Regions from separate parts of the Homo sapiens genome. Here region 1 is linked to region 2. A link is a contact called in ENCODE Hi-C data. All regions are on one chromosome and are shown on one strand. Each heading gives the region's core, a stretch centred on a gene start or an enhancer-like site at or near the end of the contact. The rest is flanking DNA. Distances are from core to core; before and after follow the strand shown.

What was found. Hi-C counts contacts between places; a loop is a spot of excess contacts on that map. Pooled maps may share reads with other maps.
Region 1: a loop to region 2 is called in a map of endothelial cell of umbilical vein, with 12 times the contacts of the local background. The contact joins two enhancer-like sites. A Hi-C loop is called at or near these places in 5 of 168 maps with a recorded cell type or tissue (A673, IMR-90, endothelial cell of umbilical vein and 2 more), 13 of 37 single-sample maps with no recorded cell type and 29 of 50 pooled maps.

The regions. Positions count from the first base shown.
Region 1 is chr5:62,140,451-62,147,550 of GRCh38, reverse strand. It overlaps the pseudogene RN7SKP157. Among named protein-coding and RNA genes, the nearest start is that of KIF2A, 160 kb to the left of the region's middle. Within about 2 kb of position 3,015, at least 3 of the 41 ENCODE cell types and tissues checked have a DNase peak (open chromatin) inside an H3K27ac peak, as active enhancers do.
Region 2 is chr5:61,049,986-61,056,128 of GRCh38, reverse strand. All of the region lies in intron 1 of NDUFAF2 (NADH:ubiquinone oxidoreductase complex assembly factor 2), which reads right to left. Among named protein-coding and RNA genes, the nearest start is that of NDUFAF2, 110 kb to the right of the region's middle. Within about 2 kb of position 3,093, at least 6 of the 41 ENCODE cell types and tissues checked have a DNase peak (open chromatin) inside an H3K27ac peak, as active enhancers do.

The DNA.
Region 1 (7,100 bases), core at 1,766-4,265, 1.1 Mb before region 2:
ACCTGAATGTGGTTCTTAGGTGCTGCTTATGTATTTATTTTTGAATATAATATAATTGTACTTCAGCACCCCTAGTCATACTCAGCTGCAGGAATGGCTGTTGTTCCTTTATTTACTCTCTGTTGAGTAGCTAAGATGGCCTGTTGAAAACAGAACAGTCCCTGTCTCTTTCTGTATCTCTGTCTGTCCTTATCTTTCTGTATCTCTTTCTATGTCTCTCACCTCCTCAACAATTCCATTCCCCATCATGGATGCAAAGAATCTCAAAGAAGAAACCAGAAGCCAGCTCTGATTTGACATTTCTCTCGAACAGTTGGTAGATAGCATGGTGTGTGTCCCAGAGATGGACATATGTTTTCCCTTTCAAGGATTTGGGATAAGAAATAATCAAAGAAGACATTCCTTCATTAAGCTGAGAAAGCAGTAGCCTGAAGCCAAATATATCTTCTGATTTTATAGATGCACAAACCTGCAAAAGCTTAATGAAAAGGAACTTAAAAGGAGAAGATTATCAAATTGCTTTTAGGCTCCCTGCTTGATTACTTTTAGGTACTGAGTACATGTGCCAATTTGTGTGACTGATTTAATGGTTTCCTTTTATGACATTGTTAATCATAATAATTATAATAACTTACATTTGTGTAGTGAGTTCAGTTTTTAAAGCATTTTTATATCCATTACCTTATTATATCTTCACAACAAACTTGGGCAGACATGCTTGCCAGAAGAACAATCATTTTGCTGGGAAGGTCATCTTCTTTGAGGGTGCAATGTCAAGAAGGGATGCATGAGGAAGATTGAGGGAGGAAGGGGACACCAAGCCAGCAGGTCAGCTGAATTCCCAGGGGCTGGGCAGATGCCACCCTGCCCCTGCCCCTCCACATCCATTGGTGGGTGGTGGGGAGTACTCAGCCTTGACTTAATTTAGTAAAACATCACTTAAGCCCCACTGAATCACTCTGCTGAACAAAGGGTCATGCCCAACAAGCCAGTCCTGGATCTGCCACGTTTCTGACCCAGTGAACAACAGTGGGTGCTTCCTTATTTCACTCACTGAGAATATTCTCTGCATCATTTTTATTATTAATTGTAAGTGCTTCCTCAGCGAGTGTTCTAGCTCTGTCAGATTTTAGCTAAGAATTTACAGCTGAATTCCTCCAGAGTCCTGCAGGTAAGGCTGATGGTGATTGGTGCAATTCCATTGTTTTTCTTTCTTGCATCCAGGAGTAATATAACCCTGAATCTCTATGTGACCTGTAATTATTAGCCATGGAACACCAAAACTCTGCTTCATCCCCATGCCTCTGTAGGTACTGCAGTACAGTACATCCCCTCTTACAAAATAGCCCTATGACATACACAGGGCAACTACTGTTATTTCTTATTTGTAAATGAGAACACTATGGTAAGAGGTTATATAACTTGTTCACATAGCCAGTTTGGTGGAACCAGGAGCAATTGTCAGATCTTCTAGCTTCCAAATTAGTTATCTTTTCTACTATACATAAAATACGATTTGGTACCCTTTTCTCTCCCCCTACCTTTGAAAGTCTTCAGAAACAGAAAATGTTCTAAGAATTTTTTTTTCCAAAAAATTTCTCCTTATTTTGCCATTTCATAAAACCATTTCAGCTGTGCTTCAAGATCATTGAGAGTCAATGTGAGTGTGTGTGTTTATTATTGGACCTTCTTCCCAGTCCATAACACCTTCTCTGAGAACTGTCTCCCATGCATAGGGATGAATCCCCATTGCCATGCCATAGCACATGAGTTTACCTTATCATGGTGTATGAGTCTGTTCTCGCGCTGCTAATAAAGACATACCAGAGACTGGGTAATTTATAAAGGAAATAGGTTGAGTTGACTCACAGTTCCACATGAGGAGGCCTCACAATCATGATGGAAGGCAAGGAGGAGCAAAGTCACATCTTACATGGCAGCAGGCAAGAGAGCATGTGCAGGGCAACTCCCCTTTACAAAACCATCAGAGCTCATGAGATGTATTCACTCTCATGAGAACAGCACGGGAAAGACCCACTCCCATGATTCAGTTATCTCCCACTGGGTCCCTCCCACGACATGTGGGAATTACGGGAGCTACAATTCAAGGTGAGATTTGGGTGGGGACACAGCCAAATTATATCACATGGTTGCTTAGAAAACAGAGGAACCTAAATAGTGTGGAGCAAATGGTCTCTCTTGGAAATTTGGAATTGGAATGAATAGTTTATTCAGTTTTATGCCATATTTGAACTGAGGACAATTAAACTCTGGGGCTGTGGCCACCATGTTTGATCATATAAACATTAAGCAGATGCTAGAGTGAGGACACAAAAGTGGAACAGTGCAAGGAGAGAGTCGAGAAACCATGTGGCGCTGGAGGATGGGGGTGAGGCAGGCAGTAAGGGCTGGTTTCTTAACTGCTTTTTAGTTCCTGACTCCAGATACACAAGCAGCCCAGCCCCTGCATAATTCCTGTCCTTTGGTTCTATGAGGCACTTCAGGATTCTTTCTGATAAATTCCTGTTTTTGCTCAAGTTAAAGAGAGTTTCTGATACTTGTCACTCAAAGACCTTCAACTTGGGTGTTCTGGAAATGACTTTCTTGAATTATTCACTCCAAACATTCCCACCATGGGCTAGGTAGAGGAAATATCCTGTGCCAGCCATGACCACAGCTGTGCACGCCCTCAGCTGCACACATCCCTGGGTGAATGTGTCCCAAGCCTCCCCAAGTATACCCATCTCGAGGCTCCTCCCTAGCCAGCCGCAGACTGTATTCCTCAGCTGTGCCCCACCTCCCTTTTTCCCTCATCCTGAAGCTCCCCATGAAGAGGGCAGCCTCCAGCCTGATACTTGGATACTTTATCCTCCAGACACTCAGCAGTCATTACCTTGTGCTGCTGCATGCCTATTTCCTTTTTCTTTTGTAGTCACTGGGTTGCTCATTGTTTGCTAATGACTAGTTGGCAGGCGGAGAGAAGTGGCAGCCAGCCTGGCCTTCAGACTGGAAAGAAGCATGTTTTCTAGAGAGTGAAAACATTACTTGGTAAGAAGCATGTTCCAGCACTGAATATTTTTCTTTCAAAGTCCTGCTGGGCTCCTTCTGTCTCCAAATGCCTGCGCTTTCCTTTGTCACTTCCTTCCACCTCCTTCCCAGATGGAGACTGGCAGGGCCACCTTATTTGGGGATAGGGCTCCTCAAAGGCAGATGTAGGTTCCAGGGTAGACTCTAATATGATCTCGGGAAAGCAAAATAATTAGGGTGGTTACATTCATAAGAAAATAATAGGCTTGCATTTGGAAACCTTTGATACCCTTTCTGATTTTTCTAGAGAAAGCCAGTAATTAGCAAGGAATATAGGCTTTCTCTGACATCTACTCAAAAACAAATCTCCTAAGCCTTTAGAATGAACTTACCCTTGTCTTGGATTGAATGTTTGTTCCAGAGAGGGACGGGACTCTTGATACCGTTTCTTATCACCTTTCTGCTTAGCTGGGGAATGGTCCACTCACTTAATTCCTCCAGAGCTCCTAAAAGCTGGGCAGCTGGGACTGGCCCTCTGAGGCCAGACCTTGTCCTGTCCCGAGGGGGAATAATGTTGCAAACTTTGACAATAATGCCGATTATTCATTTATCACTCACTATATACCAAGCAGTCTTTAAAAACTTGGTCAAAATGCCGCTCAGGTCTGCATAGTTATCTAAATGCTTCTCAGCCAGAAGAGGGCGTTGCATTCCTGATTTTTTTTTTTTTTTCCTTTTAAACTAAATAGAAAGCTCTAGGAGAACAAATGACTTTTAGATCCACGCTGTTTTCTATGCATAAATAACAACGCGACAACAAAAAGTTCATCTGTTGAAGACAAGTATTCAAAAGGAATATTAGTAAATGCAAACCAGGCAGCTGGTATAGAACACGGCTCAGGGTACGAGGGTCCAGTGGCTTTTGGTGATCATATTTCTTATGCTGCTTGCACAGGTTCGAAATGAAGTGACAAAAAAAAAAAAAAAAAAAAAAATCCAGCAAGGGCCTCTTGCTAGCGAGGAGCAGTGGGTAATATATTTGTTTGTACTATGGGTTTGCAGTTCTACTAGAAGGAACACTTGACATTTTGATGAGTGCCTCCAGGGAGAAAAGGTAGTAACTTCAGAACTTAGTTTTAATTATACTAAGGAGATTACATTATTCAAAAGCATCCCACTGGTAAGGTGCAACATTTCCTGAAACAGTTTAGTGGAAAATGCCACATTAATCAGTTCAAAATTTCACTCAGAAGGCTTAATGATGGGAAAAGTTTAAAGTACCGTGGCACAATAATGCAGAAGGAAAGAAAAAAAAGAATGTTCACTTTGAGGAAAAGGCTGAAATAGTTGTGAGTCCCTCTTGCGTCTTTCCCCATTAAAAACTGGCTGGCTGTGCTAGCAACCAAGTAGGGATCAACATGCGGGACTCCACCATTCCTGAAATACAAGGACCCCGGAAGGGCAACCCACACAAGGTGAGAAAGGAAGTACATTATGTTCGGCCCAGCTGTTCTCATCTGCCCAGCAGTTTACTTCTGTGCTACTCTTAATTGGTCCAGGTTGGTAATGTATAGCTGCTCTTTCCCTCCTCATCCAGACAGACAGAAGAGGTTTGTAAATGTATAGTATTTGACACTAAAGGGAGATGGGCAAAATGCAAATCCTGAGCAGCCTGCCTTCTTCCCATTCTTTCCCCTAACTCATATTTTAATTACCATTTTCAGCCTGCAAAAAACTTGAACGAGAATCTGGCTTGAAAGTCAGAAAGGTTTGTACTTAACAGATAGGCTCTCACCTGAAAGGTGGCCAGCACACGTGGGCATATTGAAATGCTGAAAGACTGAGTGAGGATGGAGGTGGAAATTCAATCCAGATCTTAATGTTGGTAAATATACGAATCAGCCTTATGGCTAGCCAAAATACAGAAACAAACAACTGAAAAACAACGAATCAAAACCCATTGTCTTTGTGGGGCAGTAGTCCAGCAACTCTTTGCAAACAACTGTAGAGCCATAGCGGCCTCATGGCTGAAGCCAGTATGGAGCACTGGTTAGGGGACAGAAACCATCTCTGTGTGCATGTTTGTTACAATTTTTTTGATCCAAATGTCAGTTTAATTTCTCTTTAGGTCTCACCACAATGAAGCTGAAGTCCCTTGAATTAAAAATGAAAAATCGAGACGAAAATAGCATAGCTAAATTGTCTGGAATGTATGCCATGTGACATTTCCCTGCCTTGTTTTCTTTTCTCTGTTTCTTAGTAAATGTTCTAACAGACTTTTACTACATGTGTGCTATGGGCTCCCTCCTGCTTTTATGCGTCAGAATCACCTTTGTTTTTACCTTTAAAGCTCTCTGCTTCTTCCATGATACTTTTCTTCCTCCTGCAAGTCACCTTGTTTCTTTCCCTAAAGCAGGTCCCTGTGTAGCTTTACTCTCTGCATTTCTTTCTACGTACATCCTTCTAGGCAGCTTTCTCCGTTGAAGAAGTCTAACCTTCGTGCTCTCTGAAATGATAGCTTACTGTTCCGAATTCAGGAATTCTCAGCCTTTTTGTGGTAGGATTATCACATTCTTGCCCTATTCTTATTTTGCTTCTGAGATAATAGCAAAGTGATTTAATATATATTTATTAAAAAAACAGTGAATCTGAATTTTGTTTTACGATGGGTACAGAAGCCCATGAGATTTTAACAACACCCCAGGGAAACCAATAAGTATGATTTCACCATTGAAATTACTATGTTGACATCCTGATGTCAAGGCCAATACACAACACATGTGCTTGAAGGAAATTTAAGCAGGAGTGTTCTATCTCCTAGTCAGGGGCTTCTGCCACTGTCTAGGTGGTCTTGGAAAGTCATAGCTGGAGGTTGAATGCTACTTTTTCTTTTGTTTTTGTCTCGCTCTGTCACCCAGGCTGGAGTGCAGTGGTGTGATCTTGGCTCACTGCAACCTCTGACCCCCGGGGTACAAGAGATTCTCCTGCCTCAGCCTCTTAAGGAGCTGGGGCTACAGGTTCACACCACCATGCCTGGTTAATTTTTGTATTTTTTTTTTTTTTTTCAGTAGAGACAGAGTTTTGCCCTCTTGGCCAGGCTGGTCTCAAACTCCTCGCCTCAAAAGATCTGCCCACCTCGGCCTCCCAAAGTGCTGGGATTACACACGTGAGCCACCGCGCCTGGTCGGATGTTACTATTTTATGTTATTTTATTTACTATCACACAAAATCCTTTGTCAGGTTATGGGCCAATTCTTCAAATTCAATTGAATGGCTTTGATAAGCTCCTCATTTGTCCCTTCTTGTAGCCCTGGGACCTGGACCTGATGCAGCAGCAGGGATTCTGAAACCCAGGGGGTTATCATCTACTTTCTTGTCTTGAATGTTGTTTTCTAGTTTTAGGATTCCAAGTGCTGTTCCACTCTTTAAATGTGATGGACTTCACCTCTGGATTTTTAATGGAACGAGTTTTCCAAGCATCATACCCATACTCTAGTCTTAACAAAAGGGGTGGAAGTTTAGAACATAGTATTGTAAGAAAATTAGAAAACAGAGTGCTAAACATTGAATCACCTAGGAATTGTGAGAGACAGTGGCAGGCTATCGTCAAACTGACTTGAAATATTGAGTGTTCATTAGCTGTTATAAAATTACATAATTATACTGCACACTTTGACATAGTCTTCTTTGTGGGTGTAAAGTAGTTGACTTTCATTTGACACAAAGATTCTAGTGGCAGAAAAAGGTAAAGGACACCTCATCCATCCGTACCCTATGCAGGAGAGGGCCTGGGTTTTAATTCTGTAATTGTCTTTCCCAAGTCCCTATTCCACAATTACCTTTTACGACTTTATGAATTGTTGCTGGCTTTGACATGAACTGGTGCTGGCTGCAGGCCTGACCTCCTCCTGTGCTGATAATCTCTTCTTTTATTATTTTTTCATCGCTTATGATGTGGTTTCACTATCACCATAATAATAATAATTTACTGAGGCTTGTTATCTGCCTTTTATTGGGCAGTGCCGATGTATTCCTAAAAACTGAAGCTAGGAAAGCTCTGGCCTTCTAAAGAC
Region 2 (6,143 bases), core at 1,844-4,343:
TGACAAAGCTCAACATTTTTTCCCTATTTCTTGCTACTTTCTTATAAGCTTCCAGGTTCTGAAGATCATGTAATTTAGGCTAATTTAGCAACGTGTCAATAATATTATGTTAATTTGGCTTATTAATGTTATCTGACTCATTTAGATGAGCAGAATTATATTTATTGAGCATTATGTATATGATATTAATAGACACTTTATTTTTATTTTCTTAATTCTCACAACAATCTTCACTTTTATAATTGAGGAAACTAAAGCTCAAAGAAAATTGAATGGATAAGGAAAGGTGTGTCTTGAATTATGTTTAATTTTTACATGGAAATTTAAGAAAATGTACTAGCATAATCACCTCCTATACTACAAAAACAGTGTCCACATATAGTCAGGTTCATGCTGCCTCCCTTTTTTATTTCTGCCTCCTTTTCACAACCCATTTTACAACCACTTGGCATATACTTTCCACATCTTCCCCCTTTGCTTTGTGCTGCAGAACAACCTAACTATTCTGTGACAATAGCACCACTTATTGGCTGGCAAAGGTATTGGAAAAATCTGAAATCAGTATCTGCTTTCTTACCTTTAGAAAGATAATGCATAATTTGGGCTTTTTATTCTGCCTTTTTTATTTCAGCTCACTCACACCCACCTGAAAAAGTGTTTTTCTCATATACACATACAACTCCTTTTTTATCTTTCATATCTCCTTTCAAAAACCTGTAGAGTTACTTTACCACTTGATTTCACTGCTAATCAATGTTTGCTAATATGAAGCAATGAAGATGAATTGTGAATTAAAAGCAATTTGTGAATTATTCTGGAAACAGAACTACAATTTACAACACAATTTCTATTTTAAAATGTGTTGAATTTCAACAAGCTACATACATGGAATTTTTAGGATTCAACTGATTTGTAAGTTGGGAAACTTGCCATATTATTAAAACATATAAAAGTATAAAGTCTTCTGTAGTGGCATACATGGTAAATAAAGGAATAGAATGCTAAAACAAAGCAATACTATATATATTTTCCTCTTCTTAAGAGTTAATATACATCTCCTTGTCTTGTGAAATTTAAATCTTACACTACATATAATGAAACACTCAAATATTTGTTGATAACAATAAGGTCCATTCCTACTTTGCAGTGACCCCTTAAAGTTATACTAATGACACATGAGAGAACAGCTCTCATTATTTTAACTTTATCTCAGCGATGGAAACTAACAGGATTACATCTATAACTCTAACCACTCAATGAGCTCCAGTCATAAACTTTTGTTTAAAGCAATGCTCTCTACTTGTATGTCTTTATACTTCTGCTACACAGAGTTCTGTATCTTCCTGTAATACTGAGCTTAGCATCTAGTCCCTGAAATTGTCTGATCTTTATGAGTAAGGCCTATAAGTTCCTACCTGTGGGAATTTTGCATTGAAGCAGAGGAACATGTAAGATATCCCAAGTCAGTCTGTCAATATGAAGTCACTTTTGTTGCTGGTACCAATTAAGTAGCAAGGGGGTTTTGTTCCTTGGATTTTGCCCTGTATCTCAGTTCTAGAAATCGTTACTGAATGCTACTGAGATTTGGTCTAATGGTGACGTCAACTGCCCAGGTGTAGACCATTTTCCTCACTGTTAGCTACTCCTGTCTCACAAATCACCTGCCCAGGACTATTCTATTGGCTCCCTAGGACTTGGAAACCTATGGTCTGGCCTGCTTGATCAGTGTTTATGACACCCACCTCTCCCAGGCCTGAACTGCATTTCCTTTCAAATCTCTCAAATATTTTGATAGGACTATTACTTTACTCATTTCCTAATTCAAAAACTACAGTTGTTTTTACAATGTGAATATATTTAAAAATATTGAACTGTACACTTCAAACTGCTTAAGATGTTATATTTTTATTTTATTTTTGTTTTTTCTAGAGACATAGTCTCACTCTGTCACCCAGGAATGAGTACAGTGGTGTGATCATGACTCACTACAGCCTTGAACTCCTGGGCTCTAAAAATCCTCCCACCTCAGCCTCTGGAGTAGCTAGGACTACAGGCACATGCCAACGTGCCCAGCTAAGTTTTAAATTTTTTGTAGAGATGGGGTCTCGTGATGTTGCCCAGACTGGTCTTGATCCTGGCCTCAAGTGATCCTACCACCTCATATGTTTTATTTTTTACCAAAATTAAAATTTTTAATTGTTTTTTAAAGTTCAGTTGTTTTTTCTACTATTTCCCTCCCTGACAATGCAAACTTTCAACAAAATATATTTTATTTCAATATTTCCCTTTATATCCACACCAAGACCTTCATCCAGGTCCCTCTCATTTCATGTCTATATTAATTTTAAAAACCTAACCATATTGTATTCTGATGTCTATTCTTTATTGTTTCTTTAGGAAACTACTCCATTCCATATGATCCTACTTTGTCCATGGGGTTGTGTGGGACTATCACCCTTCTACTTAGAGGTAGGAATGTTAACCAAATTTGACCCATGGTATTCTATCCTTTTAGCCACAGAAACTATTTCAGGGATGGGTACATGACCCCTGCTGGGCCAATGAAGAGTCTTCCTAGAACTTTTGCTGGTGCTTCCAGGAAAAGATACTTTCTCAGCTTCTATGATCATAAGCTATAAAGACCATGTAAGACCTGTGATTGCTGGGCCATCTATTCTACTATGTGGAGAAAATCTATCTATGAATGAAACCAATTCAGAGTCATGTTATGGAGATGGTGCATATCCTGATGACATGGATCATTTGAATCTAGCTCAATTTCTGTTCAGTTATATTTTCTAAAATATTGTATTAATTGGGATTGGCTAAGCTGCAGTAACAAACAGACTCTAAAAAACTACGTAGTTTAAATAATTAGAAGTGTATTTGTTTCTTATGCAACAGTGCTGGGTGAATGTTCAGGTAGGCCATGCAGTTCTTTCCATGCAGTCATTCAAAGATCCAGGCTGATGGCTACTCAGTCATTTTCAACACATGACTTCTAAGGCTTCCCTGAACACTGCCATTTCATTTAGTCAGAAAGAAAAAGAGCACCCAGGAACACATAATGGAGATTTTTATGGCTCATGCCAATGAAGTGACTCACATCTGTTTCATTTACAATGCACTAGAGAAAACTTAGTCACATAGCACACTTAATTTCAAATGGAGCTGCTAAAGGTAGTTTGTGTATCCACGAAGAAGGAAAAAGTGATTTTGGTAGGAAGCTAGTGGTCTCTACCACAAATATGTTCCTGAATAAAGCCAAATCAACAAAAAGGTTGAATAACGAACACTATCATATTCGCCCCAGAAAAACTGGTTTTACTGAATTAAAAACCTGGTGAAATACCATTACCCATAATTCAGTGTTATTATAATACTCCAGAAAAAAACTTATCAAATTAATCAAAGTATGTTATCAAGAATACTTGTTCATTACATTAGTGTCTACTTATAAAAACCATAGAAAAAGTCACATCAGACATTAGTATTAAGGATAATAGAAAATAACAAATATGCCAGTCGCAGTGGTTCACGCCTATAATCCCAGCACTTTGGGAGGCCGAGGCGGGCGGATCACGAGGTCAGGAGATCGAGACCATCCTGGCTAACACGGTGAAACCCCATCTCTACTAAAAATACAAAAAATTAGCCGGGCATGGTGGCGGGCGCCTGTAGTTCCAGCTACTCGGGAGGCTGAGGCAAGAGAATGGCGAGAACCCGGGAGGCGGAGCTTGCAGTAAGCAGAGAACGCACCACTGCACTCCAGCCTGGGCGACAGAGCAAGACTCCGTCTCAAAAGAAAAAAAGAGAAAATAACAAATATAATTTTTCTCTTATAGGACCAGGAAAGATTAACAACACAGACCCAGTGTTATTAAGAGTGTAGGAAAATTAACAAGCTCTCATACTGTTTGGAATATAAATTGAGCAGTATGAGTTGTGCGACCAACTGTTTCCTTTTCTGGACTGACTACCAAGAAGCTTAGGGGTATGACCACAAGTGCTCTAGTGGGGTAATTATATAAGATTTTGTACTTTATTGCTTGATTTTTTTAAAATAAGTAACATATTGTTTTTCGAATGAAAGCAAAATAAAGCTACTTTATTTTTGGAAAAGAAAAAATAGTTATACTTCTCTAAGTAGTTGTTTGATTGACCTCAGAGCCATTGTGAGGTTCTGACTTAAAGGTTTCTCCTTTTTGAGTTGGTTGCTACAAAGGTCAGAATTGCATTTGAGTCCACTCTTAGAAAATGCATAGCTAATCAGAGTTTATATTAGTGCCTCATATCTGGTTCTACTTTTTCCCCACCCTGACTTTACATTCCTCCTTTCACTGCAATTTTATGCCTCTATCTTTGAGTCTTCAATCTTACATCCTTTCTGGAAGAAGGAAGAGAATGATCTTATAATAGTTTTATTGTACCACAATTCTAACACCATCCCTATACAAAACTCAATTCTACAATGCATTTTTTTTAATACAGCAAAAATCCAAACTCTTCACTTTAGTGTTTATACTAATGCCTAGGTCAAACACTGCTATATGTGGGAGAAAAAGAAAGAAGGCTCAAGTTGTTCACACTCTGGTTCAATGACCCTAATATTTTTCCCACTATGACTCATATCTGACAACCTAATGGCCTCACATTCCTGGAGGCATACCAAGATGTATGCTATATACAATTCTCAGCATGATAACAACTTTGTCTCTTTGGCTATTACTGATCTGGGACACACTGGTGGTCTCAGGGGTCAGATGGTTAGGAACACAGATTGACTGCAATAGAGAGCGATAAGTACAAGAAAGAAAATGCTGTGTGCTGTGATACCACACAGGAAAAATAAGGAACCCAGAATTGTGAAGTAAAGAGAAATGGGAAACTTTCTGTGAGAGGTATCTATCAAATAGCAGTTAGGTGGGCAAAAGAGGAGGCTAATGGAGATTAGAAGCATCATTCTAGAAAATTAAAATTAAGAGAACAATTGGATTTTACATGGGAAAGATTATGAGAATATTTTTGGACACTTGAATATATGCTACTCTGTACCATATGTCATCTTTTCTGCGTCACTGGAAAATCAGCTAATCCATATGATAGCATTTTTTAGATAAATGAAGCCAATTCCTTTGAAAAGCAAATATTCTCAGTCTGATTGTTTTAATGAAAAGAATTTAAAAATACTTTAGAGTTCTTTTTTTCCTGCCTTAGTGAACTAAACATCCTTTGTGTACTCACTTTCTCTTTGGATCACATGCTAATTATAAACACAACATAGTCCACTATGTTAAAATAGTGTCCTACTGTGACTTTTTGACTTTTAAATGATTCTTCCACCTTGCAATAATGAAGATATTTCTTATTGTCAATTAGTGTTACTGCTGACTACTGTCTGTCAGCCCTTTTCCAATCTTTTACATGTAGAAAATTAAGGAAATAAATTGGTAATGAAAGGAAAACTGAACTTGCTAAATCCTTCACCTTACCTACTACACCAAGTCAGTAGTTCTAGTCTGAGGACAGCTGTATTCTGTACAAGGTTCAAAGTGCATAAATTTTATGATTTTTTTTTTAAATACCACCTTCAAAGAGATCTTGCTGGATTTTGTTTTGGCCAGTTCCAAGCCATGCTTTCCTGATTTCTCAGGCTGCCATAATCCTTCCTTGAAGAGTATCATTTGCGCAACAATAGAGTAGAAAAGGGTCAGTCAGCACAGTATTCAAATTTAGACTTTGGCCATAATCTGTAAATGAGATTGTACATTTCATCATCATTTCCATCATAATTTTCTCTAGGTTAAAGTTGAATTTAAAATACACTACTCCACCTCACAACCAGTAAGATGGCTACTATCCTTTCTACAAAAACCCCAGAATAACAAAATAACAAGTGTTGTCGAGGTTGTAAAGAAACTGGAACCCTTGTGCACTGTTGGTGGGAATGTAAAATAATGTAGTAAGGCAAACATTATGGCAGTTCCTCAAAAAAAATATATATATAATAGTATTACCACTTTATCCAGCAATTCCATTTCTGGGTATATAACCAAAAGAATTGAAAGCAGAGTCTCGAAAAGATATTTGTATGTCCATGTGCATTGCAGCATTATTCACAATGGCCAAAATTGTGATAATTC